Linked DNA regions of Homo sapiens: regions 1, 2 and 3 are each linked to region 4. Evidence: read pairs that join two places in POLR2A ChIA-PET (ENCODE). Cell type or tissue: OCI-LY7. All regions are shown on one strand.

The links. Peaks named below come from ENCODE experiments on the same cell type or tissue, not always from the same donor. Only the 100,000 strongest peaks of a DNase experiment are listed, where the experiment ranks them.
Region 1: POLR2A ChIA-PET joins it to region 4 with 5 read pairs; 2 of 35 experiments call an interaction of 5 or more read pairs at or near these places.
Region 2: POLR2A ChIA-PET joins it to region 4 with 5 read pairs; 3 of 35 experiments call an interaction of 5 or more read pairs at or near these places.
Region 3: POLR2A ChIA-PET joins it to region 4 with 5 read pairs; 2 of 35 experiments call an interaction of 5 or more read pairs at or near these places.

The regions. Positions count from the first base shown.
Region 1 is chr2:202,799,992-202,807,991 of GRCh38, forward strand. The region is part of intron 9 of ICA1L (islet cell autoantigen 1 like); the gene reads right to left. Among named protein-coding and RNA genes, the nearest start is that of ICA1L, 68 kb to the right of the region's middle. In OCI-LY7, no CTCF peak of the experiment used is centred here; no DNase peak of the experiment used is centred here.
Region 2 is chr2:203,839,060-203,847,059 of GRCh38, forward strand. No RefSeq gene overlaps it. Among named protein-coding and RNA genes, the nearest start is that of CTLA4, 25 kb to the right of the region's middle. In OCI-LY7, no CTCF peak of the experiment used is centred here; no DNase peak of the experiment used is centred here.
Region 3 is chr2:202,718,133-202,726,132 of GRCh38, forward strand. It overlaps FAM117B (family with sequence similarity 117 member B), which reads left to right. Exons shown (of 8, transcript NM_173511.4): 3 at 6,785-6,877. Among named protein-coding and RNA genes, the nearest start is that of FAM117B, 87 kb to the left of the region's middle. RefSeq lists a silencer at 621-821. In OCI-LY7, no CTCF peak of the experiment used is centred here; no DNase peak of the experiment used is centred here.
Region 4 is chr2:203,428,978-203,436,977 of GRCh38, forward strand. It overlaps ABI2 (abl interactor 2), which reads left to right. Exons shown (of 12, transcript NM_001375670.1): 12 at 1-3,192. RAPH1 (Ras association (RalGDS/AF-6) and pleckstrin homology domains 1) reads right to left here. Exons shown (of 14, transcript NM_213589.3): 14 at 4,705-8,000. Among named protein-coding and RNA genes, the nearest start is that of RAPH1, 100 kb to the right of the region's middle. In OCI-LY7, a CTCF peak has its summit at 2,867; DNase peaks (open chromatin) are centred at 3,444 and 4,074; H3K4me3 peaks cover 851 bases; H3K27ac peaks cover 1,782 bases.

The DNA of each region.
Region 1 (8,000 bases), 630 kb before region 4:
CTCAGCCTCCAGAGTAGCAGGGATTACAGGTACGCACTGCCACAGTCAGCTAAGTTTTTTTTTGTATTTTTAGTAGAGATGGGATTTCACCATGTTGGCCAGGATGGTCTCCATCTCCTGACTTGGTGATCTGCCCGCCTTGGCCTCCCAAAGTGCTGGGATTACAAGTGTGAGCCACCGCGCCTGGCCTGCTGCTTTATTCTTTTAAAAACTGCCCATAGCAATAAGCAGCATCTCCACATTTTTCACTTAAACTAGAGCTTGACTAGTAATGATCTCACAGGAAAAGAAAGATCATACATATGGCAAAAGATAGCATACTCTTTTGTGATCAAAACAGCGCTGTCTTGTGTGTTTTTAAATGTTTTAAACATTTAAAAAGTCAAATATACAAACCAAAACCTCCACAGGCAAAACTCTACTAAAAAATTACTTCCAAGTTTTGAGCCTATATATCAAGACAAAAATAATTGTGCCCTATTGCAACAATGGGAGCCAGTTTTTGAGAGTCAGTTTTCTAATACTCCAGTCTGTATACATTGGATTCCATCTCTATGTCATTGGTTTACTCAGTATAGACACACATAGAGACAAAAAAAGTATATGATTTTTATACTTTCTAACATCTTCAACTATTATGAGGGCCATTTTAAAAAATGAAATGTAAATTTCTCCTACATACAAGGGTGGAAAGTGTTGCTGTATAGAGAGCTTAAAGGATGTAATACATCTAAGGACAAAGTAATAGCTCTATTACACTATTATTAAAATTCTATGCTCAGTTTGGGATACTATAAAAGAATATGGGAAAAGTAAAAAAAGGTAAAAACAACCAAAGTAATTAAAAGGAAAACACATTTAAAAAGGAAGATTTAAGTAAATCAGGCTGATTTAACCTTAAGATAAGGAAGCTAAAGGATGAATTAGATTTTAAGTTCAGATACATAATATAAAAATGTTAGAAATGTACAGAAGATTTAAAAATTTTCAAATGGACTTTATCAGTAAAGATTTTAGTTGAATATAGGAAAAAAAATAGAGGAGAAAATCTAGAAATGGAAAAGATTTCAGAGGTGGCTGGAGAAATAAGTGAGAAGAATAATCCTGGTTGTGGGGAAGGGAACAGGTATTGGTGATGCAGAGGCAGAGTCACAGCAAGGAAGGTTTCAGGCTATAGAAATAGAGTTTGGGGAATGGAGAGATGTGTTAAAGGATCTTTAAGGAAATGCTGCTGGATAAGATGAAGGGTAACCTCAGTCCTCTCTCTTCCCCAGACATTTTCAGTAATGATCTGCTTTACCTTACAGTGCTTTTGGTATGGATTCATGTAGTTTGGTTTCATTTTATTTTAATGCTACAGATGCATGAAATTGGGATTAAGATAGGCAGATGAGTGAGAAAGGTCTAGCTCAAAGGCTTAGTTTTTTATTCCATTATATGAAACACCATTTGAGTGAATACCTCAGAGCATAAATGTTTGAGGGCATTTCTAATTACTTCCTCAGTAGAGTTCTTAAAGTAAAATTTCTCAAAGTCTGGGATGTTTACATTCTTCAGAAAATTTGTCCCATCCTTGCTAAATCTATAAAATACACTTTTTTCTCTGTTCTCCTGGCTTCTCTACATAAAATATAGGTTTAATGCATTGCTGGACTTGTTAGAAGTAAACAACAACAAAAATGTAAGCTGAAACCAGAGCTAGGAAAGAGAAGCAGCAAGCGAAGAAGAAAGGCAGGTGTGCTGTGGGCAATGCCTGTGCTGACACGGCCAGACAAGGCCCTTGGCAAACGCAAGGAAACTGAGCCGAGCCCACAATTCTACATTAAAATAGGCTCTGGAAGAGGGTTAAAGTGGTCACCAGGCTGTGAGTATTCCTTGACTCTGGGAAGAAGCAGTATGAATTTTCTTTTGCAAAAAATTATCTAGGCCTCTAGGAGTCCCACAGATTAAGAGCAAACAAATATTGGCTGGTATTCACAAATCACTAAAGAAACAAGCTACCACAAGAATGCTGGGGTAAACCAACAAATAATAGATTTAGACCCCCCAAGGACTTCAGATATTTGTATTTTTGGATATGGATGTGAGTCAAAAAGTGAGAAAGAACAAGGGACTATAAAAATTAGGCAAATTAATAAAACAACAAATAGAACTTTTATAAATAAAAAGTATAGTTGTTGGGGAAAGAATCCTCGATGTATACATTAAACAGTAGATTAGATGCAAGAGGAGACAATTAGTGAGAAACAGATCTGAAGAACTTACCTAGAATGTACTGTAGAGGGAAAGGGGGATGAAAACATGACAGAGAAGTTAAAATATATGAGGAATTAATGAAAAGGTTCACCATAAGCTTATTAGAGTTCTGGAAGCAGAAAATAGAGAAAATGGAGGAGAGAGACTATTTTTAAAGATAATAGTTGAGTCATGCATATTTTATCACACTAAAAAAAATAATGGTTGAGCAGTTTCCAGAACTAGTAAAAGGCACAAATAAAAGAAATACAATTTATACCAGCAAAAATTAAAAAATAAAAATTGCACATTTAGACACACTGTACTGAAAGAGCAGAATACCAAAAACAAAGAGCATATCCTAAAAACGGCCAGATACAGAAATTGAATTAGAGCAAGACTCTGTCTCAAAAAAAGAAAAAAAAAGTATCTAAACTAAAGGAGGTAGTCAAGGAGAAAGGAAAATGAACTCACAATGAAGATCTGAAATATAGAAAGAAATAGTAAGACAGGAAAAATATTGGTAAATCTCAATTTTTTTAATAAAACAAGAATGATGTTCTAATTTGTAGAAAAGTAGAAAAATCAGAAATGGAAATAAAATGTATAACTTTCAAATCAGTAAATGGCAGGGGTTGGGGAGGATGAAGAAAACTTTTAAAACAAATGAAAAAAAACCTCAAATAGTTCAAAATGAACCAAAACAGGAGACAAAATAATGGGATTGGAAGGACAAAACAAATGGAAAACAGAAAATACAGGTCCAAATATAGTGACAATAAACAAATGGGCTAAACTCGCCAGTTAAAAGAATGAGAAGTTGACATACTGGGCTTTAAAAAAAAAATCCAACTAAACCTTGTTTATGAGATGTATCTCAGTTATAAGGACATGGTGAGGGCTAGGCATGGTGGCTCACACCTGTAGTCCCAGCACTCTGGGAGTCCAAAGCAGGCAGATCACCTGAGGTCAGGAGTTCGAGACCAGCCTGGCCAACATGGCCAGACCCCATCACTACTAAAAAATTAGCTGGGTGTGGTGGTGGGTGCCTGTAATCCCAGCTACTCAGGAGGCCGAAGCAGGAGAATCTCTTGAACCCAGGAGGCAGAGGTCGTAGTGAGCTGAGTTTGCACCACTGCACTCCAGCCTGGGCGACAGAGCAAGACTCGATCTCAAAAAAAAAAAAAAAAAAAAAAAGAGAACATGGGAAGATTGAAAGGAAAAGGATGGAAAAGGGTTACTAAGAAAACATTATTTAATAAAAGAAAGCTAGTTATGCTCTACTAATATAAAGAAGACTTTAAGCCAAAAATCATTATTATTATTGAGACAGGTTGTCACTCTGTCGACCATGCTGGAGTGCAGTGGAGCAATCTTGGCTCACTGCAGCCTCTACCTACCCACACTCAACTGATCGTTCCTCCTCAGTTTCTGGAGTAGCTGGGACTACAGGTGCACGCCACCACACCTGCCTAATTTTTTGTAGAGACGGGGTTTCACCATGTTGCCCAGGCTGGTCTCGAACTCCTGGGCTCAGGCCATCCGCCTGCCTGAGCCTCCCAAAGTGCCGGGATTACAGGCATGTGCCACCACGCCTGGCCCAAAAAGTATTATTAAAGCCAGAAAGGGTCACTATATAACAATAAAAAATTAATTCACCAAAAAGATATAAAAATTCTAAACTTGTATATACCCCTGTAGAAAGTAAAAAGTTTCTTCTTCAAATTTTCCTTCTCATTAAAAAAATAAATCATAAGTGTTAAAAATAATAGTTTCTTTTAAAGACTAACTTCCTTCAAGCCTCCTTGCTTTGTGCTAATAACTCTTTGTTAAGCCCTAATGTAACTGTTAGACATGCTCACAGGCACGTAGTACATTCTGTATCCTTGCACCTCACCCAAGATATTTGTGCTGGACATGCTTACAGGCACATTCCAGCTCACAGCCTAAGACCCCTCCCCTATTTGGCATAAGCAACTTCCTCTTTTCCTATATTCTCCCTTGCCTTTACCTATTTAGAAAAATTTTAAACCGTTAGCCAATCGGGTTCAGTTTAGATTGTGAGGTCTGGCTCCAGCCAATGGAGACAGGACACAGTAGCAGGGACAAGCTGTGTAAGGGATAAAAATTACTTCCTCCCTTTGTTCAGGTGTGCTCTCACCATTGTTCCATCTGCGATGAGCACCCTTTCTACAAAAAGTAAAAATTGTCTTACTAAGAAAATTAAATTTATGTTCAAATGCTGTTTCTTTGTGGCACCAAGAAACAAACATTCCTAACACCCCCTACCCCCAGATCCTCAAAATACATCAAGTAAAAGACTACAGGACAAAGTTGAAAATCCAATTTAACAGTGGAAGATTTTAAAACACATTTCTCAACACGTAAACAAAAATTAGTAAAGATATAGAAGACGTAGAGCAACACAAATAACAAGCTTGATTTAACAGATATAACCGGCTCCTGCATTCAACAGTTTGAGTATACATTCTTCTCAAGCAACATGAAACATTTACAAAACTTGGCTACTTTGTTATTCCCTAAAGAAAAAGTTCCAATAATTCAAATAATTAGTGTCATAAGAACACATTCTCTGACCGTGATGCAACTTGGTTAAAATCAATAACAAAAAGATGAATTTTTCTATTTCCATAATTTGGCAATTTCAGAAACACACTTCCAAATCACTCATGGTCATGAGTCATGGAAGATGGAATGAAAATTTTTAAATAACTGAAATTGAATGATAATGAAAATACTATATATCAAAATGTATGGACCTTCATACAATGGATTCATTAATAAAAAGGAAGGAAATCCTGATACAAGCCCCATCATGGATGAACCTCAAAAGCATTAAATGAAGTGAAAGAAGCTAGACATGACAAGACCACATATTAGATGATTCTACTTACAAATGTCCAGAAAATACAAATTCATACAGACAAAAAGTACAGTAGTGGTTAGCTAGGGGTGGGAACAGGGATTATTGCAAATGGGCATAAGAGAGCTTACTGAGGGGATGAAAATGTTCTAAAATTGATTAATGGAAATGGTAGTGCCACTCAGTAATAAATTAAAAATCACTGACTTATACACTTGAAATGAGTGAGTTTCATAATACATAAAGTATATCTTGATAAAGCTGTTTTAAAAGAAAACTTGTAAGATATAGGAAAATTAAAATTTTGAGGGAATATAGCCTTAAAGAAAGAAAGAAAGAAAGATGGCTGGGCATGGTGGCTCACATCTGTAATCCCAGCACTTGAGCAGGCTGAGGCAGGAGATCACTTGAGGCCAGGAGTTCAAGACCAACCTTGGCAACAAAGCAAGACAACAACAACAACAACAAACCAGAAAGAAAAACATCAAAGTAAAGAGAAGAAAATAATAAATATAGGAACTAAAATTTATAAAACCAAAAATATTCAATAGAGAGGATTAACAAAGCCAAAAGTTGGTTTGCTAAAAGAATAATAATAATAAACCATTGGCAAGATTAATCAAGAAAAAAGGGAGAAGGAACAAATGAATATCTGAAATTTAAAAGGGGAGATAACTACTGACATGGCAAAATTTAAAAGATAAAATAATAGCATGAATAGATGTTGAGACTACGGCAATGTTCGTTATATTTCCTTTGTGACTTAAAAAAAAGTTCTGTATTTGTGGGGTATAGGATCATACGCAAATGTAATTAGTTAACCTTTTGAACACATTTTGAAGCTAGGTTAGGTATACGAGTTCATGATTACAACGGTCTCTTACATTGTTTCTTTTATCCGTATGATCTATTTATGTGTGTACTTGAAAATACCTCGGCCAGGCACTGTGGCTCACGCCTGTAATCCCAGCACTTCGGGAGGCTGAGCCGAAAGCTCCAGCCAGCCAGCCAGCCAAGGAAGTGCTTACATCACCCCTCCTCCAATCCCAGGCAGTGCAGCTTACAGCTCCAGGGGAAACTCCTTTCCGCTTGAGGAGGGGAGAAAGGAGAGTAAAGGGGACTTTGTCTTGCAACTTGGATACCAGCTCAGCCACAGTAGGATAGGGGACAAGGTAGAGTCCCAAGGCCCTCATTCCAAGCCCTAGCTCCCAGATCACATTTTTAGACATACCCAGGGCCAGAAGGGAATGCGCTGCCCTTAAAGGGAAGGACCCAGTCCTGGAAGAATTTATCAAATCCTTCCGAAGGCGGATTGCTTTGAGCCCAGGAGTTTGAGATCAGCCTGGGCAATATGGCGAAACCCAGTCTCCAAAAAAAATACAAAAAATAGCTGGGTGAGGTAGCACACACCTATAGTCCCAGCTACTCGGGAGGCTGAGGTGGGAGGATCACCTGAACCTGGGAAGTCAAGGCTGCAGTGAGCCATGATTGCACCACTGCACTCCGACGTGGCTGACAGGAGTGAGACTCTGTCTCAAAAAAAAAAAAAGAAGAAAAGGTAAAAAAAAGAAAATATTTTTTCTTTTATTTATTGGTCACCTACTATGTGCTATGGAGTTTCTCAATATTACCTCTATCCCTAATGTCCCTGGTAAGATAGGCATAAATAACTCCTATTTCAGATGAGACAACTGAGAGAGCCATAAATGATGTTTTAAAAAGCCAGGATCCAAACTCAGATTTTTCTGTTTTCAAAGCCTGTACTCTTCCTTACCACAGTGGTTCAAATATATGTCGACTGTATATATAACATGTATTTATTTTTTAAAGATAACACAAATTTCAGTATGAGGGAAAACTCAAAACTTAATCATGCAACCCTATAAACTGGACTTTTGCGTTTAAAAGCACCTATCTTTGGGGAGAGGAGGCAGGGCAAGCTGGCTTAATAGAACTCTCCAGCCATCATTTCCCCCCTGTACCCCACAGGAACAACAAATTGAACAATTATCCATACAAGAAAGAACCTTCATAACAACCAAACATCGGGTGAGAGATCACAGTACCTGGTTTTAACTACGTATCACTGAAAGAGGCACTGAAGAAGATAGGAAAGACAGTCTTGAATTGCCAACACCACCATTCCACCATCTCTTGGCAGTGGCCACATGGTGTGGAGAGAGAATCTGTACTTGTGGGAGGGAGAGTGCAGTGATTGTGGGACTTTGCATTAGAACTCAGTGCTGCCTGCCACAGCTGAAAGCAACATGGGGCAGAATTCAGCCAGTACTCACAGAGGGGGCAGTTAGACCAGCCCCAGCCAGAGGGGAACCACCCATCCCACTGGTCAGAATCTGAGTTCCAGCAAGCCCCACCATGGCAAGCTAAAGCACTCTGGGGTTCCAAATAAACTTGAAAGGCAGTCTAGGCCACAAGTACTGCAATTCCTGGGCAAGCCCTGGTGTTGTGCTGGGCTTGGAGCCAGTGGAGTTAGGGTACATGTGACCTAGTGAGATACCAGCCAGCCAGCCAGCCAAGGAAGTGCTTACATCACCCCTCCTCCAATCCCAGGCAGTGCAGCTTACAGCTCCAGGAGAAACTCCTTTCTGCTTGAGGAGAGGAGAAAGGAGAGTAAAGGGGACTTTGTCTTGCAACTTGGATACCAGCTCAGCCACAGTAGGATAGGGGACAAGGTAGAGTCCCAAGGCCCTCATTCCAAGCCCTAGCTCCCAGATCACATTTTTAGACATACCCAGGGCCAGAAGGGAATGCACTGCCCTAAAGGGAAGGACCCAGTCCTGGAAGGATTTATCATCTGATGACTAAGAGACCCTGGGCCCTGAATAAACATCAGCAGCACCCAGGCAGTACTCACCATGGG
Region 2 (8,000 bases), 410 kb after region 4:
GGGCAATAATAACTACTCCTTAAGAATGTTGTGAGTATTGGCTGGGCACGGTGGCTCATGCCTGTAATCCCAGCACTTTGGGAGGTTGAGGTGGGTGGATCACCTGAGGTCAGGAGTTCGAGACCAGCTTGGCCAATATGGTGAAACCACATCTCCGCTAAAAATACAAAATTAGCCAGGTGTGGTTGCAGGCGCCTGTAGTCCTAGCTACTCAGGAGGCTGAGGTGGGAGAATCACTTGAACCCAGGAGGCAGAGATTGCAGTAAGCCAAGAGATTGCGCCATTGCACTCTAGCCTGGGTGACAAGAGCGAAACTCTGTCTCAAAAAAAAAAATGTTGTATTAATGAGATAATGGACATTAGTCATCTGGCATAGTGGCTGATACAGTAGACATTCAATACATTTGTATTTCCTCTCCCTCTCTAAATAACAGCCTTTCAAATAATAGTTATTAGGTATCCCTGTTTTATCGCTCTAAGCAAAGCTTTCCCTGTGCATGCATGCATTCATTCCATTATTCATTCATCCATCTATTGATTCTACAGTTACTTATTGAGCCTCTCCTGTGTGAAAGGCCCTGTGCTGGGCACTGAGGATACCGTGGGGATCAGAGCAGACAGTGCTCCTAATTCTAATCTCGTGGAGTCTGAAATCAAGTAAATAGGTGATAATAGTTCAGTGCTGTAAGTACCCTGGGAAAAGAGGGAAAGAGAGAACTCTTCCAGGTTGGAGGGCATATTAGTTTCTTGAGGCTGTTGTAACCAATTACTACAAACTTGGTGGCTTAAAGCAACAAAAGTTTATTCTCTCAAGGTCCTGGAGGCTAGAAATCTGGCAGGACCACACTCCATTTGGGGACTCTAGGGGAGAATCAGTGCCTTGTTTCTTCCAGCTTCTGGTGGCTCCCCAGCATTTCTGGGTTTGTGGCTGCATCATTCCAGTCTCTGCCTCTGACTTCACATCACCTTCTGCCTTGTATGTTTCTATATGATCTTCAATTTCCTCTTTTTTATAAGGACATTTATGATGGCATCTACGATCCACCCAAATAATCCAGGGTAATCTTCTCATCTCAAGATCCTTAACTCAGTTACAACTGCAAAGACACTTTCTCCAAGTAAGGTAACATTTTCAAGTTCCAGGGATTAGGACATATCTCTGGGTAGCCATTATTCAACCTACTACCACTACAAGGGATAAGGATGAAAGAAGGCTTCCTGGGGGAACAGTGTATAAAATAGGACCTAAAAAATTAGGCAGAATTTTGTCAGGAGGAGAAGCAGCAAGAGTGATAGAGAATATTCCAAGCAGAGAAATCAGTGTGTGGCAAAGGCCCTGAGTTGAGGGAGTGTGGTGAATCAGAGAATCTGCACGGAGTGTGGTTATGGCTGGAGCACATAGTAGGTGTGTGTGTTGATGCATGAGGGGAGGGCTGTGGGAGGAGAGACAGGAGGTGAGTCTGGAGAGAGAAAAGCACTGGCTAGATCTTGAGGGACTTTGATAGCTATGCTAAAGTGTTTGGATTCTATGCCAGATGTCATGGAGAGTCATGGAAGGGTTTTAAGAAGACATCTTATGTGCTCAGATTTGCACCAGCCTCTGGAGAAGAGGTGAGGGGACTCATAGGAGGCAAAGACATCAATCAGAGGGCTGCTGCGGCCATTCTGGGGAGAGATGATGGCAGCCAGAGCTGGCTGATTTCTGCTTCTGCTAGAACATGATTCCAGCTCCATTGCGTTCCTTGTTACAGGGATCAGACCTCATTTCCCACTGCTATTACGGTTCCTACCCATGCTTGTCAATTAATGCGGTGATTGATTGGTCACAGGATTTATTATTTGGCTTCCAATAAGCCTTGGGTTTCCAAGTCTGACTGTGGAAAAGGAGCTTACTCAACTGAAACACTTTGTAAGTGACACTTCTCCATCCCCCTTCCTGTGGCAGCCCTTCCCAGCACAAAGCCACAGACCAGGGTGAGAGGCAGTGGTGGAGGGGCAGGAAGGTGGGAGGACAAATCAGTGAGACAAATGATAAAGGAGGTTCCCAGTATGCTTTCTGATCTTTCTGGACTTTTTTAATGGGCTAATTGAAGGAAAGGTTTAATTAACCGAACACACACATATCCAAAGCCTCTGTAAAATTGGAATTAGGTAGAATTTTATCAGCGGACAAAATTTTCTCACAACCTGGGAGGTGTCCCTCTGTCACTGATTTGTCTCAAATGGTTGCTTGTTTTCAGAAGCAGCAGATGTGATAAGACCTGCATGTTTCTGACTGACTGTATATGTTGGCCTGTTCTATGGTTAAGAATCCGTAAGCATCAAGTCCTTTATTTTGCATCTCTGGGGTCTGGAAGCAGATTTTTATATATTTCTCTCAAAATCGGGTCAGGGCTTCCAGAGGGTGGAGGGTTGCAAATAATGAAAAGGAGTGGAAATATGCCTATAGTATTCTGTAGCTTGACCAAATGGTGATTCTCACAGTGTGGTCTTCCCACCCTCTTGTGGATGAATCACTTAGGATCTTCTAAAAAATACAGTTTCCCATGATCCCCTTTAGTCAAATGAATTCAGATTTCCAGGGATGGAGCTCAGGAGTCTGAATTTTTAACAAGTTCTTCAGGAAACCAAAACGCTCATGAAAGCGTGAGATTAACTATTAGAGCTCACGGAAAAGGAGGGACAAATAAATGAAATATAAAAAGGAGGAAATGCCTCCAACCAGTGGGCTCAGACAGAAAAGGAATCAGTCATGTAAATTATGGTACCTCCATGTCATAAAACACAGCAATCAAATACGGTAGATGGAAATATACTGACATGGAGATAATTCGACATGGAACTATGTCTGTCATATACTGTCAAGTGCAAAATAGTGTGTATGGGATAACTCCATTTTATATGTATATATGCATAGAAAAAACATCTTAAATTCATTCATCCAAAGAATATCCACTGAGTTATCAGCTGTGAACAAGACAGCTAGGGTCCTTTGCTCATGGTTTAGTATGCATACATATACCATTGCTAACACATTATTTATGGGTATAGGAATTATCTTGTTTATATGAGTTTCTTAAAAATTTTCTGTACTTAACATGCATAGATTTTGTAATAAAAATAACAAAAAATGGATATAAATACTCTCCTCATGGATCCATTTGGTTTTATGAGTCACATTCCTTGCGGGTATATAACTTTGTAACAGAGTGCTTTTCTGCCCTCATCTTCTTTTACACTGGTTTCTTTTGATCATGATCTAATCTTTCTTTTCTACATCCAAAGCATCAGTCTTATTCCACTATCTTTGTGTGAACGAAAATCAAAATCATTTAATTCATTACCCATATACTACGTATGGGCATATAAATACCTGCTTTCATAAGTTTTGTTCACAACCATCTTTCTTGTTGTCTTCTCTTGTAAACATTACGGGTAATGTCTTCCATTATGGTACTTTCTTCTAGTTCAGACTACATGGTGCACAGGTGAGTAATAATTCCTGGTAAAGAAAGTAGGAGTCAATGACAACACTTATCAGTTTGTTTTAGGTAGGTCTAGAGTCTGTGAGTACCCCCTGTGATTTTATGTTCGATTCTGATTAGTCCATCTTCCAGGACCAAACAAAACTGAACAGGAACTCAAGTCACTCAAGTAACTTAAATAAGGAGGTGCCTTGAACTCAACTGTACTTGCTGACGGAGGGGCTGTAGGGTGAAAGGAGAGAAGCAGGGATTTTGTTAGGCAGCCTTTCTGGCTTCCTTTTCTCTCCTGACCAGACTTTGCTTCAAGACTCTCTTCTGTTTTATAGATGTAATTCCACTCAACCTCATAACTTTATAAGTTGTAGGAAAAATGAGCAGGTGCAAATTCTTTTAAATTCAACTTTATTGGAGCCTGAGACCCAAGGAAGTCTCTTGGGCATATATTCAGTTACTCCAGATGATGCAAATCTAGAAATGAGAAGTATGTTTTCTTTCCTTTTTTTTCCCCTCTTTTGGCTTAGCAAAGCCACAGAAACTCTAGGTTATTATGTTTTAAAATGTTTTTAACATATTTTCAGCTTACAAATGTTTTTATGTGATTTCCTCCAAGCAGATCCAATTCCTCATGCATTTTTAGGGTTAAAGTAATGGTCCACATTCAAGTACGTGACAAGACTTAGTTTTCTTCTGGACCAGTGTTAGAGCTTAGAACTGTGGAGAATAGAGGTGGTAAAAGGGATGAAGGCCTTCTCCTTGGGACTTCCCTTTTACACTCCATGCTCTTTGTTAAGCTACTTTTACTCTGGGAATGAGAGAGAAAGAGCATTGCTGCACTGTCTGCTGGAGATGGCCGGGGTTGTATATATGTTCATGAAAGTTATAACTTCACTTCAGGTTGCTTTCACCTAAAGCTAAAAAGGCTGTGATATATGAATCTTAAAAATGGCATTCTATTATTGTTTAATCAATTTCAATCCCATTGAAAGTCTCTTTTCCATGGACATCAGGAAATCATTTAAAGCCTCCTCTTAATGCACAGCAGAGGCTCAGCAAGTGCTGTCAACTCTAATACAATTTAGAAGTTACAGATTCATAAGAGCAGCTTTGAGTCTTAGCAGCATTCCTGCTAGCATCCTAGTAAAAGTAGGGCTGTGTGTCTAGATTAAAATGGAAAGTTCTGATTTGGCATCTATATGTTTTTCTATCTAACACTGTATATCTGCATTTAAAAAAACATTTTGGTGCCTGATTATTTGAGTTTTCATTGTGATTTTTTGATACCTGCCTGGAACCTCCAAAACATGTGAACTCAGACTATTTAGGCTTTTAGGAAACCTTTTAGGCTTAGACCGTTTAACCTTTTAGGAGGGTTTTGTTGCTGCCTTATAGAAGCTAACATAAGATGGGTAGACACTTGAGTGTGCTGGTTGGCCAAAGAAAAGAAATGCAAAGAGGGCAGACAAAGAAAAAAAAAAAAACACATGAATGTAAAGCTATGCCACTTTTTTTCCCCTCTCATAGGTAATTCTGGAACACTTTATTTATTATATCTACTGTGTGCACACTTACTGTTCAAAATCCTGATGGCATAACAATAAAACCAAGGTGGTTCCTGACTTTAAGGAATAGAATATGGGGAGAAGATCTGCAAATTAACAAGGGCAATGGAGTGTTGTTGATGTTGACAGAAGTAACTATAAGATCCAGTCATGGCAGAAGAGTGGTTGGTAATCTACCGGGGTGGAGATGAGGGAAAAGGAAGAGGGGAAAGACTGCATGGAAAAAGTAGATCTTCATCAGGTTAATGAAAAACAGGGCAGCTCAGGCAGAAGGAGAAAATCAAAGTTTCAGAGAGCCTCGTAGGTTCACAGGATTGGTCTGACCAAAGAGCAGGGTGCAAGTGGTGGAAGATTCAAGAGGTGGACAGCAACCTCCAGAGAAACTGGGTCTTCATCCTGACCATTCTGTGGACTATTATTAAACAGTCCTCAGGTCAGCACCTCAGGTCACTGTTGTTCTTTGGTCATTTAATGCTCAGTTTTATGACCCAAAATCAATGAATAAAAACAGAATAAAACAATCAGAAAATTTTCACCTTTATTTAATTAGCAGATTTTTTTTTAAAAGATAGGTATGTTAGAAAAGTTGCAAAATCTATAGGCTGCTGATGGGCATGTAAACTGATGCATTTTGCCTAATACTTTCTACATATATATCAAAAGCCATAACATTCTTTGACTCATGGTCCCGTTGCTGGAAATTAATCTTTTAAATATTTATTTATTTATTTAGTAGAAACGGGGTCTTGCTTTGTTTCGTTTTGTTTTTGAGACGGAGTTTCACTCTTGTTGCCCAGGCTGGAGTGCAATGGCACGATCTCGACTCACAGCAATCTCTGCCTCCCAGGTTCAAGTGATTCACCTGGCTCAGCTTCCCGAGTAGCTGGGATTAAAGGTATGTGCCACCACGCCCAGCTAATTTTGTATTTTTAGTAGAGATGGGGTTTCTCCATGTTGGTCAGGCTGGTCTTGAACTCCCAACCTCAGGTGATCCGCATGCCTTGGCCTCCCGAAGAGCTGGGATTACAGGTATGAGCTACTGCTCCTGGCCGGGGTCTTACTTTGTTGCCCAGCCTGGTCTCGAACTCTAGGCCTCAAGCAATCCTCCCGCCTCGGCCTCCCAAAGTACTGAGATTACAGACGTAAGCCACCAAGGCTGGCCTGAAAATTAATATTAAGATAAAACCTGGGACCAGTTTCTTTTTTAAAGTTTTAAAATTTTTAATTGTGATGGATACATACTAGTTTTACATAGTTAGGGGTACATGTGATATTTTGATAGAAGCATACAACATGTAATGATCAAATCAGAGTAATTGGGATACTCATCACCTCAATAATTTATCATTTCTTTTTTAAGGAACATTCCAGTTTCACTTTTAGTTATTTGGAAATACGGAATTTCATTTCTTGCATACACATAGGAACCATGAATGACTGTGGTACATACCCATGAAGCAGCGATTAGAAAAACTCTGTCTTGTTTGGGGAGGCTGCAAGGAAGCCTACTACAAAAGTCCACGGGGTTTGAATTAGAACTCCCTGCACAGAGTAGGTAAGCCAAACCAAGGAAATCACATTAAAAGTAGTCTATTGGCCAGGCACGGTGGCTCACGCCTGTAATCCCAGCACTTTGGGAAGCTGAGGTGGGTGGATCACGAGGTCAGGAGATTGAGACCATCCTGGCTAACACGGTGAAACCCCGTCTCTACTAAAAATACAAAAAACTAAACAGGTGTGGTGGCGGGCGCCTGTAGTCCTAGCTACTCGGGAGGCTGAGGCAGGAGAATGGCATGAACCCAGGAGGCAGAGCTTGCAGTGAGCCGAGATGGTGCCACTGCACTCCAGCCTGGGCGACAGAGCGAGACTCCGTCTCAAAAAAAAAAAAAAAAAAAAAAAAGAAAAAAAAGTAGTCTTTATCTGGTAAAACACATAGTGCTCCAACAGAAGCAAACTAGAAACTGCCTGATAAGAACATCTCCATACCCGAATGTCCTGGAATGTCAACAGTAAACAACTCCAGTAAGATGAGCTCACAGTAAAAAAGTCACAAACTTCCAGGCTTCCAGACCTCCAACTACAAGGAGCATAACTGACCAAAGTCCCCAGATGCTGTGTTCTGACGTCCATCCCTGTATTCGTGGTGCAGTTAAAAACTTTCTTTTCTTTTCTTTTCTTTTTTTTTTAAGGCGGAGTCTTGCTCTGTCGCCCAGGCTGGAGTGCAGTGGCGCCATCTCGGCTCACTGCAAGCTCCGCCTCCCGGGTTCACGCCATTCTCCTGCCTCAGCCTCCCGAGTAGCTGGGACTACAGGCGCCCGCCACCACGCCCAGCTGATTTTTTGTATTTTTAGTAGAGATGGGGTTTCACCATGTTAGCCAGGATGGGTTAAAAACTTTCAAGCTTGCCATGGGCTGTTCCTAGCCAATGACTGAATGAGTCAGGGATACTGAGGCAGCCCCTTCCTGGGAGATGCAGGACTCCGTGGATAGCTGTTTTTAGCATGATAATTCTCTGGAGGCTTTTCTGAACCTTCCTCTACTACGTGGCAGTTGGGGGTGGTTCCACCCAGCCTTCCTTCCGTCTCTCGATCAGGCCGATTCTTGCATAACGGTCTGATGTCTCTCCCAGCCTTTTCCAGCTCCCTCCTCATTTTATCTCACAGACATTTCCCCTAATACAATCCTTGCATGTTTAATCCCATTTTGGCACTTGTTTTTCAGAGGAAACAGGCTGTAAGCTGGGAATTTGGGACTGGCTTTTCCACCAAATAGCAGGTGAAAAGGACACAGTCTTGGCTAGCGGGCGACTACAGATTGTCCCTGGCACAAATTGCTAAATGTTTCACCACTGGTGGCCTGTGAAAATGTTCAGGTGGAGGGTAGTAGTGAGTAAGGTGCAGTGATCCAAGATATTAAAAAATATGGAGGGAATAATGCATACAGAGACAGTTGCTTT
Region 3 (8,000 bases), 710 kb before region 4:
TCAGCTTGTGGTTAATGCTGCCTGGCGTGGAACTCACCCTTCAGGGCAGTGGTTTCCCCTCTGGCCCAGGGCAGGTCCAGAAATGCCATCTAGAGCCAAGGCCTGGAATCGAGAACCCCAACAGTCTGCTTGGTGCTCTCTGCCACTGTGGCCAAGCTGGTACCTAAGGTGCTTTCAGTTTTTCTTCATTGAATATGGTGTTAGCTGTGGGCTTCTCCTTTATGAATTTTATTTTATTATGTTGAGATACTTTCTGTTATTCCTGGTTTGTTTTTATCATGAAAGAGTGAATTTTGTGAGTTTTTTCTGCATCTATTGAAATGATCATATAATGCTGTTCTTTATTTTGTTAATGTGGCATATTATATCAGTTGATTTTTTTGTTTATTGAATCGTCTGTGCATCCTAGGGATAAATGCCACTTCGTTGTGGTATATGATTTTTTAAAAATTTTGTTGTTGGTTGGGTTTGCTAGTATTTTATTGAGGATCTTTGCATCTATATTTGTCAAGGAGTAACTAATACATTTTTTAACCTCATTAAAAATAATTTTGAAGATGTACTCCAGGTCTCAGTAATGAACCTGGCCCTATGTGCTCCACTCACTGATGCTGCCCAGCGATCTAGTTTGTTTGGAATGCTTTTCCCACCATTTGACTGGATGACTCATACTCTGGTAGTATCTCCTCATTCCATAAAACTGTGCCTACCGACCTCCCCTGTCCTTCAAATTCTGGATTAGATGCCTTAGGGGACTTCTATCATCACATATATCATAATTAGCTATCTATTCCTTCTCTCCTAGAAGAAGCTCTTCGAGAATAAGAGCTGTATTTCCTCTTGACCTCCAATCGTTAATCTAGTGTCTGACACATTATTAGATACTTTAATATAAGCCTTCTAGTACATAAGACAAGACTGAACAAAATGAAAACATTTAATTAAAACTCAATTTTACTTTTTATTAATACCTAAGTGTCCTACAATCAAAGCACAGCTTCTTAGTTGAACAAAGAAAGCAATTGTCTTTTACATTAGGCATATAAGTAAAACTGATGTTTTTGCTAGGTATTTTTTCCTGCCCTGAATATCTTATCACTGAAGTGACCAAAGCTGTCTGTTGTTCTTTATGCTTATTTTTATTTGTCTTAGTAATTAATAGTGTTACTCTCATCATCTTTAATTTGTTCTTAATAAATCTATGGGAATCTTTTATATACCTTTGCTTTTCTTTGAATTAATCCTGATTTTTAAAAACTTTTTATTTTGAGAAAAATCTTAAGTTTACAGAAAAGTTGCAAGGATATTAAGTACCAGTAAACCTTTCACCTATATTTACCAAGTAACATTTGCCACATTTTGCTTTATTTTTGTGTCTGTATGTACAATTATGTTATAATTTGCTAATCGTTAGTAAGTTGCAGACATTCTAACTCTTCTTAACTATTTCAGCATGTATATGAACAGGGACTTTTAAAAATACCAATAAACTTATCAAATTCAGGAGATGTAAGATTGATATAATACTGTTATTTAATATATGGTTTATATTCCAAATTTTTCAGTTGTTCAGAATTTGTTCTCTGTAGCAATTTCCCCTGTAAGCTAGGATCCAGTCAGGGAGCACACATGGCATTTACATGTCATTTCTCTTCAATATCCTTTAATCTAGAGAAGTTCCTCAGCCTGAGTTTTTGAGTCTTTCATGACATTAATGTTTTTTAAGAGTGTAGACCAGTATTTTTTTGAATGTTGTCAACTTGGGTTTATATATTCCTTTATGATAAGATTCAATTTGTTACATTTTTGTTAGGAATACTGTATGTGATGTATGTTCCTTTCTGTGCCTGTGGATCAAGAGGTACATGAAGTCAGTGATGTTAAGTTTGATCCATCAGAACCCTTTGTAACTAATAGTAATTTGTGGAGAAATATTTGAGATTGTAAATATTCTGTTCTCCAAGAAACATTCATTGGTTTTAGCATTTGTTGATGATTATTACTTAAGTCAGTTATTACTATAATAGTTCCAAAGTGATGACTTTGTAGCTCTGTCATTCTTCTGTATTGATTTGTTGGTCTAATACTTTCTAATGGAGGTATTTCTTTATGGAATTGTCCTAAATGGAGTTCATAAAATATCAGTGGAAATGACCTAAGATTTTTCTCCTTTTTATTATGGAAATGTTAAATATACAAAAAAAAAATCAGAATACTACAGCTGTGATTCAAGAGTTTTAAACATTAGTCATATTTGCTTTACCTGTCGTGTGTGTGTGTGTGTGTGTGTGTGTGCGCTGCAATTTTTGAAAGTATGTTGGAGATATGACATTTTTATCCCTACATATTTTGATATGTATCTCCTAAGAATATTTTCTATATAGCTACAACAGCATTAGGTCACCTAAAAAAATTAACAATTCCATAATATCACATAATAACCAGTTTATGTTAAAATTTCCCCAATATGTCTTTTTTTTTTTTAATGACCCAATTCAACATTTATACATTACACTTGGACCCAAAAGGACCCAGTTCCACATTCATACATTGCACTTGGCTTCTCTTAAGTCTTTCTTAATTTAGAACAGGTCATTCTCGCACTTTTTTCCTTAATTACATTAAGTTTTTAAATGAATTATTCACTTTGGAAAGAAAATAAACTGTTTGGTTTTGTAATTAGCAAGTAATTTGCGAGTTTTGGCACCGCACAAATATCCTGTTCTTTAGTAGCTTTTACCTAGTAGTTTTCACTTCCATTGATGATCCTTGCCTACTTCAGTTGTTTTCTTGGAGGTTGCATGTGCCCAAGCACACAACCACATACACAAACACAAATGAACAAGAAAAACTGATTTTTTTTGGTTACACACAAAATATCATATTCTATACATTTTTCTGCAACCTTGTATTTCACTTACTATATTAAGGAGTTTTCCTAAATAGAGGGATTCCCTCTTATCTCTAAGGGTTCCTCCCCTCTTCCATGAGGAGAGGTATAAACCAACTTTTTTTTTCTAACTATATTTGAGAACCTCTATAAGCTCTGAATTAAATATTGAACTAACATTTGAAATGCAAGGATAAAAATTTAAACAATTTTTGAATTTGGAATTGTATTTATAAAGCATCTCTTCATCATGATTTTAGCCTGAAGTTTTCATATAAATAGTAATATAAAATGTATGAAAGAGGGGTTATCATTTACATTTGATTAGAATTTGCAAAAAACTATTTTCATAAAACTTATTCTGTTTCTATCCTCTGTTTTACATGAAATTATTATGGTCATTTTTTTCATCAAAAAATATTTGCATTCTTTCATATATCTTTATGACCATAGAGATAACAAAATAAGTTACGACTACTTGGCCTAATGGAATGAAAATAATAATAAACATTTACTGAGTGAATGTTTTGTTCTTGGCACCGTGCTTAAAAATTAAACCCTTTACATATACTAACTCCTTTAATTACCTTATAATTTTAGTATGTAGATGACATTATTCCTTTTTTTTTGAGACAGGGTCTCGCTCTGACATCCAGGCTGGAGTGCAGTGGAGCAAGCACAGCTCAGTGCAGCCTCAACCTCCCAGGCTCAAGCAATCCTCCCACCTCAGCCTTTCAAGTAGCTAGGACTACAGTCGTGAGTCATGAGGCCCAGCTAATTTTTTACATTTTTTTAGAGATGAGGTCTCCCTGTGTTCCCCAGGCTGGTCTTGAATTCCTGGGCTCAAGTGATCCTGTAGCCTTGGCCTCTCAAAGCACTGGGATTAGCCATGCATAAGCATGAGCCGCTGTGCCTGGCCTGACATTATTCTTATAAATGAGGAATTTAAAAATTCATATAAGAGAAGCATCTTGTAAAGATACAATTTTTTTTTTTTTTTTTTTTGGAGATGGAGCCTCTCACTGTCGCCCGGGCTAGAGTGCAGTGGCGAGATCTCAGCTCACTGCAACCTCCACCTCCCAAGTTCAAGCGATTCTCCTGCCTCAGCCTCCCAAGCAGCTGGGATTACACGTGCCTGCCACCACGCCCGGCTAATTTTTTGTACTTTTTGTAGAGACGGGGTTTCACTATGTTGGCCAGGCTGGTCTCAAACTTCTGACTTCGTGATCCACCCGCCTCGGCCTCCTGGGATTACAGGCATGAGCCACCACGCCTGGCCCAAAAAATGTTATTTAACTGATCTGAAACTTAAACATGTTTGTTTAACACCAACATATGTGATTCTGAACCACGCATACTATGCTGCTTATTCACAATAGCAACGACATGGAATCAACCTAAATGCCCATCAACAGTAGCCTGGATAAGGAAAATGTGGTGCATATACACCATGGACTACTGTGCAGCCATAAAAATAAACAAGATCATGTCCTTTGCAGGAACATGGATGGAGCTAGAGGCCATTATCCTTAGCAAACTAACACAGGAACAGAAAACCAAATACTGCATGTTCTCACTTATAAATGGGAGCTAAATAATGAGAACACATGGACACATAGAGGGGAAGAGCAGATTCTGGGGCCTTCTAGAGGGTGGAGGGTGGGAGGAGGGAGAGGATCAGGGAAAATAGCTAATGAGTACTAGGCTTAGTACCTGGGTGACGAAATAATCTGTACAACAAACCCCCATGACACGAGTTTACCTGTTTACCTATGTAACCAGTACATGTACCCTTGAACTTAAAAATTAAAAAAAAAAAATTCATTTGTTAAGGTTTTAAATTTTATAGTATTAAGTTTATTATTTTGATTTTGGTTTTTGATTTTGATACTTTATGCTATATGGTCCTATTTACATGTTGATCTTTGTGACAGGTATTTTAACAATGGACTTAAAGAGCCTGTGGATCCTAATATGAGAAATTATAAGTACAGTAGGGGTCACCTCTGGGATGTGTGACATCAGTTGGTAACCTCAAAGTGAAACTGGAGTTTAGGGTGAAATAGGGCATAGAGTGGTGGGAAGTTGACCAAATTGTAGCCCTTCCTTTTGATTCAGTGTATTTAAGGATCCTTGTCAGAATGGAGTCCTTTTGGCTATAAGGAGAAGATCCAGACCTGGGACATGACTAATTAGAATCACAGTGTCTTCATTTTTGAAAACTTTTCCTTCCCCATTTGAAACTAGACCATTTTATAATTAGTAATTGGTACGTTAATAGTGCAAAAGATATTCAAACTGCACAGTATTTTTTGGTATTTTTTATTATTTCATGTACAAAATTCAGAAGGTACAGAAGGGTATACACTAAGGGTCTTTTTCCCCAGAGACAGCCACTGGTACCAATTTTCTTTGTTACCATCTATTTTCTTCCAGATATAATTTACACACACATGCATTCTTTTTAGCAGTCCCATATAAAGGCAGTTGCTATACACACGGTACTGAGCCTTGAGGTTTTTCACTTAACAGTATATCATGGAGATTATTTCATGTCTGTATATTGTGAATTTCCTTATTCATTTTTATAGCTGCACAGTACTCTGTTATAAAGGTATACCATAATTTATTTAGCCAAACCTAAATAAATCTAACTTACTTACATTGTTTCAGTCTTACTTGTAAGAACAGTGCTACAGGGAATAATAGGCAAGTCATTTTGTACATAAAGATGTGCATTTGGTATCTGTGCAGGATAAATTGTTAAATAAGGGGTTGCTGTGTCAGTTTGCGCATTTATAACTTTGACAGCAGGTGCTGAATATCCCCCCATAAAGGCTGTATGCTCCCACTAACAATATAGGAGAGTTTATATTAGCAAATTGCTCAATCTTGTTGAAGCTTTAACTTTCATTTCCCTTCTTATCAGTGAGGTTGAGCATAGTTTCATGTGCTAGGAACTCATTTGTATTTTCTTTCCCAATACACTTTTTAAATTCTGGGTTTGGTATAACTACTTAAGGTTTAACTTTTTTTTTTTTTTTTTTTTTTTTGAGACGGAGCCTCCCTCTGTCATCCAGGCTGGAGTACGGTGGCACGATCTCGGCTCACTGCAATCTCCACCTCCCGGGTTCAAGCGATTCTCCTGCCTCAGCCTCCTGAGTAGCTGGGATTACAAGCACACGCTAATTTTTGTATTTTTAGTAGAGACAAGGTTTCACCATGCTGGTCAGGCTGTTCTCGAACTCCTGACCTCGTGGCCTGTCCGCCTTGGCCTCCCAAAGTGCTGGGATTACAGGCGTGAGCCACCGCGCCCAGCCAGGTTTAACATTTTTGAAGCTGTTCTCTGAAGATACTTATGGCAAGACTAGACATAATATAGAAGTTAATATTACAAGCTCTGGAGTCTCAGGTTTATTTCTTGGCTTTGCCGCTTGTAACACCTTAGGCAACTTACATGTGTTAAGTCAGATAAAGCATATGAAAGCACAGTGCCTAGCACATAAGAGCACAAGAATGTTAGCTATTATTAGTGTGCCTGGTGCGTGCTAATAATAACTGACATTATTAGCTATTATATGTTAGTTAACTATGGTAACTCTAGTTATTATATATAGTTAACTTTGTTCCATAAATGCTTTATTTGTAGTATAATTATAATTATGTAAAAATACTAATTTTTTATTAGCAATAAAAATGAAGTATGCCAAAATATTAATTGTAATTAATACCAGTTAAGTAACTGGTGCCAGGAGAATTTTGAGTAATTTGTGTTAATTATTTTTAATGTCTAATTTTTTTGTAATGGAAATATGTTTTATAATAGAAAAATATGGTAGACATTGTTGTGAAATGATTTTTGTTAAATACACCTCCCCTCTTTTTTCATTACAGACAGAGAGTGCATGGGCTGAAGAATACTCTGAAAAGAAGAAAGGGTCTCACAAGCGCTCAGCATCTTGGGGCAGTACAGATCAACTTAAGGAGGTCAGAAAAATGGTTCTAAGATAGTGGGTGTGGAAATATGATCCTTTTGTTGGCTATTTCCTTGATATTATGGGCAGCAAGGATTTGTCGTTTTCCATTGATTTCTTTTTTCTTTTTGGCTTCTGAAATAACAAAAACAATTATTGTGTTGATTTAATAAAGATTTCAATAGGGATATTTATATATCACTTACCTGATTATGTATGTTTGTCTTTTTTTAGGAGAATTCATACCTGTCTATTAACATCAGATTTAAAAATTGTAACAATACAACAAATTCACATTTATTCTTTTTTTTTTTTTTTTGGGGTGTGCATGTGTGTGTGTGAGACGGAGTCTCGCTCTGTTGCCCAGGCTGGAGTGCAGTGGTGCGATCTTGGCTCACTGCAGGCTCTGCCTCCCAGGCTCAAGCAATTCTCGTGCCTCAGCCTCCCAAGTACCTGGGACTGCAGGTGTATGCCATCATGGCCAGCTAATTTTTGTATTTTCAGTAGAGATGGGGTTTCATCATGTTGTCCAGGCTGGTCTCTAACTCCTGACCTCAAGCAGTCTGCCTGCCTTGGCCTCCCAAAGTGCTGGGATTACAGGCATGAGCCACCGCACCTGGCCACATTTATTATTTTTCTATATATGGTGGTGTTTCTGAAATGCAGTACTCACTATAACCATGATGGTTATGGCTCCATGCTATGATTACCATTTTCTGTGCTGCTAATTAGTGACATTTTCATTTCACACATAATGTAGAAATGCAAAAACTCGGTCAAAGAATAAATAAGATATTCATTGGAATTGCATTCGTTATTTAAAGATGATATCTGTGAATATATTTCATGACTTGAGTTGATTTTTAAATACTGTGTAATTTTTGGAACTGTTGAAAGCTAGGTGTTCAATAAATCTAAATTGAAATAAAAATTAACTTATGGTAAAGGCAATGAGAATGATTGTTATTTTTTTAATTCTTCGTGAAAACTGTAATGTAATTTATTCTAAGTGCTGAAAACTATTTGTGTAGTACTTGGGAAGCTCGAAGGCTGAGAACAATGTTGGAACATATACACATACATGCATGTGTAGATGTGTATAAAATTATGAACAAAAAATGAGACTTTGTGATATG
Region 4 (8,000 bases):
AGATGGTGTCGGATGCAGAAGTTAATATTCCACTTAATGTTATCTGAGCATTAAAAATCATCAGCATTTAACTGAGACCCCACTATAGAGTTTCCTTATCAAGACTTTTTGGTTTTAAAGTTGTTTTTAATGCATTGCAAGTTACAATAGCTATTTTGCTTTTAGATTTTTCCCAGCACTTTGTATTTATTAGCTTTCATTAACTTGCCTCCAGTATACATTCCACTTCGTGCTTTTCTTAGGTCATTTCTACATCCCTTATTCCTTGTTTTCCTGCAGTGTAATGGCCCTGAATGTCCTCTGAGCCTTCAGCTCCATTATGGACCCAAACTAGACTATACTTGGATAAGTTAAGCTCTTCTTCGTGTACTGGTCTATAATTAGAAAAACTGTTTTAAATTAGATGTTCCCATTATTTATTTAAACAGCTTTTTGCTGAGAAAGCTTAGTGGATTAATGAGGCAGAGGGTGTTTTGAAATCCAATAAATAGTTCCCACAGGCTGGGTGTGGTGGCTTATGCCTGTAATCCCAGCACTTTCGGAGGCCGAGGTGGGTGGATCATGAGGTCAATAAATTGAGACCATCCTGGCCAACATGGTGAAACCCCATCTCTACTAAAAACACAAAAATTAGCTGGGCGTGGTGGCGCACACCTGTAGTCCCAGCTACTTGGGAGGCTGAGGCAGGAGAATCACTGGAACCTGGGAGGCAGAGGTTGCAGTGAGCCGAGATTGTGCCACTGCACTCCAGCCTGGTGACAGAGCGAGACTCCATCAAAAAAAAAAAAAAAAAGTTCCCACAGCTCACCACTACAGAAGCAGGGAAGACAACTATGCAGAAAACAGAGTTAGTGGCGGTCAGCAGGAATGCAGCTGGTCTTTTGGACCCCTACGGGATGGGGGCAGTGCAGAAGACACTGGTGAAGTCCTTTATACTGAAGACCTGTGGTTGGGAGCAGGGGTAGTCCATGGGTCTGCTGATTTTTTTTCCCTATTTAGTACTAATGTGTGTGTGATCTTTGTTTTACAAACAGTACCTTTTGGGTTTTCTGCATATTTTATAATTTTTGTACAGTTTTGAATTCTATAGATTGTCTTGGAAGGATACTGTGTGATGGGTCAGGCACACAGTAATTGGAGACTTTTAATGTATGTAATATTTCATAGATTGCATGCTATTAATCATCTGTGAGGGTAGTATTTTTTGTTTTATTGTAAGTTTCCCTCTTTTTTTATAAATTAAAAGATGGTTGGTATTAGGAATTTCAAATGAATGCAGAAAATCTTACATGCTGTGTACTATTAATATTATAACAGACGATCCAAGTCCAAAATCTGACCAATAAAGCAACCATTTTATCAAGATAGAGGGATTCTAATGGGAGAGGGGATTCTTCCCTCCTGAAGTTTGTGTGTCCAGTCCCCTTAAAAAAAATGAATAGTTGTCTTTTCTTGTCATATTAATACTCGAAAGTCCATGGTGGTATTAATGAAAGTACACTTTATTGTTGCCTTTGAACTTACGGCCAAGGCAATAAATCAGAAACAAAAATAGTGCCAATGTGTCAAAATCGACATCTGAGAGATTCAGCCTCCCATTTGGAATAAATATGAATCTTCTAAGCTATCTTGTTTAATATTTTCCATCATTTAGCTACTTCCTATCTCCCTCAGAGGCGCCTGCTGTTCCCATTTTAGAGTTGACAGTGGCCTGCTAATTTTGCTATGTTCCTAAAAGTTACTGGGTGTGAGACATTTTCATCCCCTCCTTTTTCCTACTGCTGGTGTTTATTATCCAGCTAGACAATATTTTATGCATATTTACCGTGATGTCTGGACCGTACCTGTGCTCCTTGGCAGTTTATGTTGAAGATAACTAAAGATTTTTCTCTTTGGGAGGCATCAAAATGATGGTAGTTTGCTTTTATCTTTTTATGTTCATTTTCTTTTAGTAGGTGACCTTTCTGCATTAAGAACTGTTTTTATCTTTTACTACCTTTTCTTTTCTCCTTTGTGGAGACAGCATGACATGTCCTGAAGGTCACCTTTGCCTTTGAAAAAGGTTTGATGGAGGAATTCACAGGTGACTGACAAGTCTTTGAAAAGAATGGGATCTGCTCACTTCTGGTCTTTTTGGCCGGGAACTCCTGATTGGTGTTAAGGTGGTAATTTCCCCCATATAAGATTTAGAATCACTGAGTTTGAGCTAGATGAAATTTTTAAAATTTCTGGTTGTCTCATTAGACTGATGAGGTGAGTTTTCTTCTTCATATGAACAGCTAGTTAATAACAGCAGAGTTCTCACTCAGTGCTCAGTACTTAATTTTCCACTGCACCACAACTGTCTTAACTAAATGTGCTGTATTTTTCTTTAAAAGTTAAGAGTTCTATTTGGTGTTTTCAGGAATATACGTGAAAAGACATGCCATGTTTTGGTAAATACCATCAGAGTTGTGTAAAGGCGTGTACTAAGTGCAATCTTAATTTGTGGAAATAATCTTCATTTACCCCTCCTAAAACTACACTCAGTATAAACACTTTCCCATAAGGTGTGTGCAGTAAAAATGTTATATTACTCCAACACTGGCAGGAGCACAGCACAGCAGCCTTATTGGAGAGAGCCTTATAAAAGTGATTAAATGGAGGCATTGAGCTCATTACCTTTAAGTTTACTTTGTGCTGACCTTTGTTCCTGTTTTGAGAATCTCATATAATTATTAAAAAAAAAAAACAATTAAAACGAAACGGCGGGGCCTAGCTGTGTATAAATGATCCTTGCTGAATATCTTAAGGTTTTTTGTAAGAAAAAAGAAAAACCAACAAAAAAAGCTTATTTTCACATTAAAATGAAACCTCTTTTGCAACTTAAGAATTCTATGGAAAAGCAGTTTTTATCATATTTTGTGTCCATGCACCATTTTTCTTAAAATGGCTTACAAAAAAGAATGTAAACAATTTGTGATCTGGCCAGTTGTACTTTTAGCTCCCAGAGGGAGAGTTGGTGGTATTATGAGTTGAGTAAAAACCATCCAGGGGAACTTGAGGGAGCAGTCTGTTGCCAGTAATGTTCCTTGTGTGCCATTAAACCACCTCCAGATGAGTGGAGGAACATCACTTTTTAATTTTTTAATTGTATTTGGAATTGTTGCCGTGTACTAAGAACTTGACCTAAATAAAATCCCACAAAGTATATTCAGGTGTCTTGTTAACTTATTTATATAAATAACCTCTTTTTCTAAGGTGGTATCTTGAGTTTACGTGTTAGGGATAATCTGACTTTTCTGTTGCTCTAAACCAGGGAGCTGCCTTTTATTACTGAAGAAGTCGTCTTTTTAAATTTTCAAAGATTTAAAATGTTGAGCTTTAAATTTGATCTCAAGTTTCTTCCCTGAAGACAGCTGTTCTAATTAAGAACTTTCTAATCCTGTTTTTGCTCCACTCGCACCTGGGGTTTTCTTACCACTTTTCTCCAAATCTAATTCTGTTAATGTACAGTTTTTTTAATTCAACAGACAAACACTGAAGATGGGTGTTGACTAAAAAATATTGCAGACTGGTCAGAAGTGAATCTAAAAGACAAACCACTAACTAGCCTGTGCTTTGTTGCTATGAGAGCCTAGATTATAAAAGAATTTTCTAATGATGTATCTGAGGGTAGCAAGTAAGTTTGTCTTCACAATACCCAAAATGATGTTTCAGCTTTTCTCACTTTTCAAGCCCATCTTATTTCCTCTGTACCTTTATTATTTTGGTATCATTAGGTAAGGTGAAGAATAATGTAGGAAACAAATACCCAGCTAAAACATTTATGGGTTTCTCGTATTTGTGAATAGGATTTTAGGCGTCAGAGCAGTCTTGTCTTGTCTCAAAGATAGATAGTATCCAATCTTTTGTTAATAAGCCTATTGCTTGACTTTTTTGGGTTACTTTGGAATTACACATTTGGTTGAACGGCTTTGTGGATCTGGGGCATATGCCAATTAAGGGGCACATGCCATGCGTTCTGTTTTCCTGTCAGCCTGTGTACACTGCTGCTTCTGAAGGCATAAGTACAGGTGCAGTTTCCACAACCACGTATGATTGACAGATGGTGAACGAAAGGGGAAGGCTTCCACTTTTTTTGCCCTAGTTTGGTACATAATAAAGTGATTGCAAACACATTATACATTTATACATACCTTCACATGGCAGTCCAACACGTAATTGTGACTCCAAAGATTTGAAACAAACAAAAGGCATTCCTTTTTGTATTACTTTACTTTGTACTTAGTTCTTTGTTTAAAGAAGAAAAATCTTTTTTACCTTTTTTTTTTTTTTGAGACGGAGTCTCGCTCTGTTGCCCAGGCTGGAGTGCAGTGGCACAATTTCAGCTCACTGCAAGCTCCACCTCCTGGGTTCATGCCATTCTCCTGCCTCAGCTTCCCGAGTAGCTGGGACTACAGGCGACTGCCACCACTCCTGGCTAATTTTTTTTTGTATTTTTAATAGAGACGGGGTTTCACCATGTTAGCCGGGATGGTCTCGATCTCCTGACCTCGCGATCCACCCACCTCGGCCTCCCAAAGTGCTGGGATTACAGGCGTGAGCCACCGCACCCGGCTGAGAAGAAAAGTCTTTCTTTAAAAGCTGTTGTCACTTAATCACCAATGTATTTAATGGCCAAATTTCCCTAGTTGGTATAAACTACTCTTAAAAGTTAACAAATTGAACATATCAAACTAGTTTATTTACCACACTTAATTTCTTCTGTGTATGGCCTATGTTTTGGGTACCCTGACATGAAATGCAAAACCAGATTCTTAATGGTGCCGATCCACAAACACTCAAAGTCCCCATGTTTAAATGAAATCTATGAATTTTTTTTATTAAGGATTTGATAAGCTGATATAATGAAAACATGTAAATGAAAAACATTTACACTGACTGTACGACTAGTGTGCTAAGCCATTACAATAGTTTACTGACATAACTGGCAAGAGTAACTTGGAAAATAACTTAATCCAGCAGAACAAAAACATCCTCAGAAAAACATCCTCAGTAGTACTGAATATATCTCTCTCATATATCTATCTATCTATCTATATATATATATATATATATATAGCTTTGCACAATCAGGGAGCAAGGCACATAATGAAATGAGCATACATTTATGCAGAAGAAAATAATAGCAACAAAGCTGCGAGAAAAATTGTAACTTCATCTTCACTGAGCTGTGCATAATCCTTTGAATAATAATGTCCTCTACCTGGTACATTATAATGAAGTTCCTTGTCTTCTTCATGCTTTAAAAAAGTATACTTCTACATTGTATCTACCTATGGCAAAGCTCCCACAGCCTACAAGTTGGTGTGAGCCTTGACTCTTGTTTTTTAAAGAACTGAGGGAGGGAGCAATCCCAGTTAAATATAATGTGCAATTCCCCTTTAACAGTAAACAATGTTTTTAAAACACTTAGCACAAGCTAATTTTATCTTAAATGTACATCTCTGTAAGAGTTCACTAGTGGCTGATAGTAAAATGAAGCAAAATTGTTTGAAACATTCCAGTTAATGCTTATTTTCTAGAAGGGGTTATTTTACAAGTAGCAAAAAAAAAAAAAAAAGTAGGAGGTGGGGAAATAATATGAAAAACGGCAGTTTTTGGTATTAGGTTACAATAAATTTAACGAATGGACAGTTTGCAAAATATAAGGGTTTCTCCCCCTTTAGTGCTGCAGACAAGTTTTACTGCCTAAGACGTTGAGGCTGCAACAATCATGAGCTTGGTATTAGTAGCCATCCATGATAAACATAATTAATTCTCAACTTAACCATCTATAAAATATGTAGTGTTCACCATCACCCTGACTCAATTCACTTCTCTAAATGTCTTTGGTAGAAAGCAGCCAGACCCCACGTGGGTAGTGATGTCTCTTGTGAGACACTTTTCATTTCTGCCAAAACTAGAAATACCACCTTCCTTTACTTTCATTAGCACCTCAAAGTTTGCTTGCTGGATTTCTTTAAAAATATTCTGCCAAAAGAGTTGAAGGCACTGGGGGTTTACAGCAAGTATTTTCTCTTTAAAACGGTTTATTACTTCAACAAGCAAAGAGCAAACCAACTGGAGAAATGTATGTTTTTTCTTTTTATTTATCAAGTTTTATTCTACAGCTAAATTTCAGATTTCTTTTACATATAGACCTTGCAAGGGCACGGTAAGAACTGAGCACTTGTTTTATTTGAGGGATAAAGGTGTAGAAATTTTCTCTTTGAATTTTATAAGGAAAGGCTGGGTACAGTGGCTCATGCCTGTAATCTCAGCATTTTGGGAGGCTGAGGCAGGAAGATCACTTGTGGCCAGGAGTTTGAGACCAGCCTGGGCAACACAGTGAGACCCCCATCTCTACCAAAAAAAAAAAAAAACCTTAAAAGATAATAAGTATCTAATTCTTTTATACTTGCATTTCTCTTTGGATCAAATCTCAACTTTGTGAGAGGTCATACATTTCTACAGGGTTAGGAGTACCCTGCATAATTTATACAAATGTAAAGTGTATATTAAAAAAAAAAAAGTGAAAGTTACCTGCAATCTAAAGGGTTTTCTTCCCCTAGAAACAGTCACCCTCTCGTCAAGTGTATGACCCAATTATACCTATTTTATGAAAAGCAAGGCATCACATTGATAACCATACAGGATCCTATGGGTTTAACTGGTCTAAACTTGAGTGGATTAAATCAGTTGTAATTAGTTAGCTCTGTAGGTATATGAAAAACTTTTGGTAATGTACAAAAATAGGAATGGGTTTTTTACCTGTTTAAAGTCACTTTGTGTTTATAACAAAATTACTTTTAGCTGAGGAACAAAGGTGACAAAGATTTCTGTTGGTGGCTGAGAGTCAAAGCAGGCCAATCCACACCATTACCTGAAATATTTTTCAGGCTAATTTATAACTTTATGGATTTCCTCGATACAAGTTTATTAGTTTATTCTCCATATACAAGTTTATTCTCCCAGAATAGCAGCAAATAAAACTTGAATTGGATGTACAGCTCCTAATAACCTTGATGTCAGAGTTGTCACTTGGTTGGAATTATTATGATCCCCCAATTTAAATTTTCTTGATAAACTCAGCGTTGTTTGTTTTCAGTGACAAGAAAACATACATGGAAAGGGGACCCAAGACAGTTCACCAAGATAGTTCACAGCCCTTTGCAGGATATGCCTTTGGTGGGTGGGAGCACCTAGATTTTAGAGGACTATAAAACGCCATGTTTACTTTGTTTGAAATTTTCTGATGAAAAGTCTTTTGTAACTTAACATTCCACATTTTCATTTAAAAAGTCCCAGAAATATAAACTATCCAATTTACAACTAAGGTGGGTATCTGTAAAAACCTTAAGAATAGTTACTCTTCCCAAGAGAATTACAGCGTCTAAGGGGGGGAAAGAAAGCATCTGAGCAGTAAAAGTCAAGCTGGTAAAATCCAATACAGAATATCTAATAAACCATAAGTTATTTTACTGAGAATAGATTCTGCTGCCCTACAGCATTGGTGCCAAAACTCTAAGCATAGAGTGATTCTACTTTGAAATTATCCATAGTAGAAATTAGGAGTGTCACTAATTAAGCAAGTCACTACCTCTAATAAGCACCTGTTTGCACTGCCCTCAGCAGCAGGATGAGTTAATCCATGCTGTTCACTTTTCAGTACAGCCAAGTCAACTGCACAGACTTGAAGCAGCCAAGCTGGGTGAGAGCTGCAGAGCAGAGGGCAGTGAAAGAAGGCACAGTACTAGTGTCGTGCGGCAGTAGATGCTTTCCATGAATACACCAGAGAAAAAGAGCTACAGAAATACAGTCTAGGAAAAGCTACATCCCAACAAAAATCCAAATTAAAGAAAACCCACTAGGGAGTAAAACAGAAGTATAAAGTATCACTTTAGTGGTTTTTTAAATTCAGTTCATACATGAGGTTAAAACATTTTTAATAGCCATTTCTGTCTGTGGAGGAATGT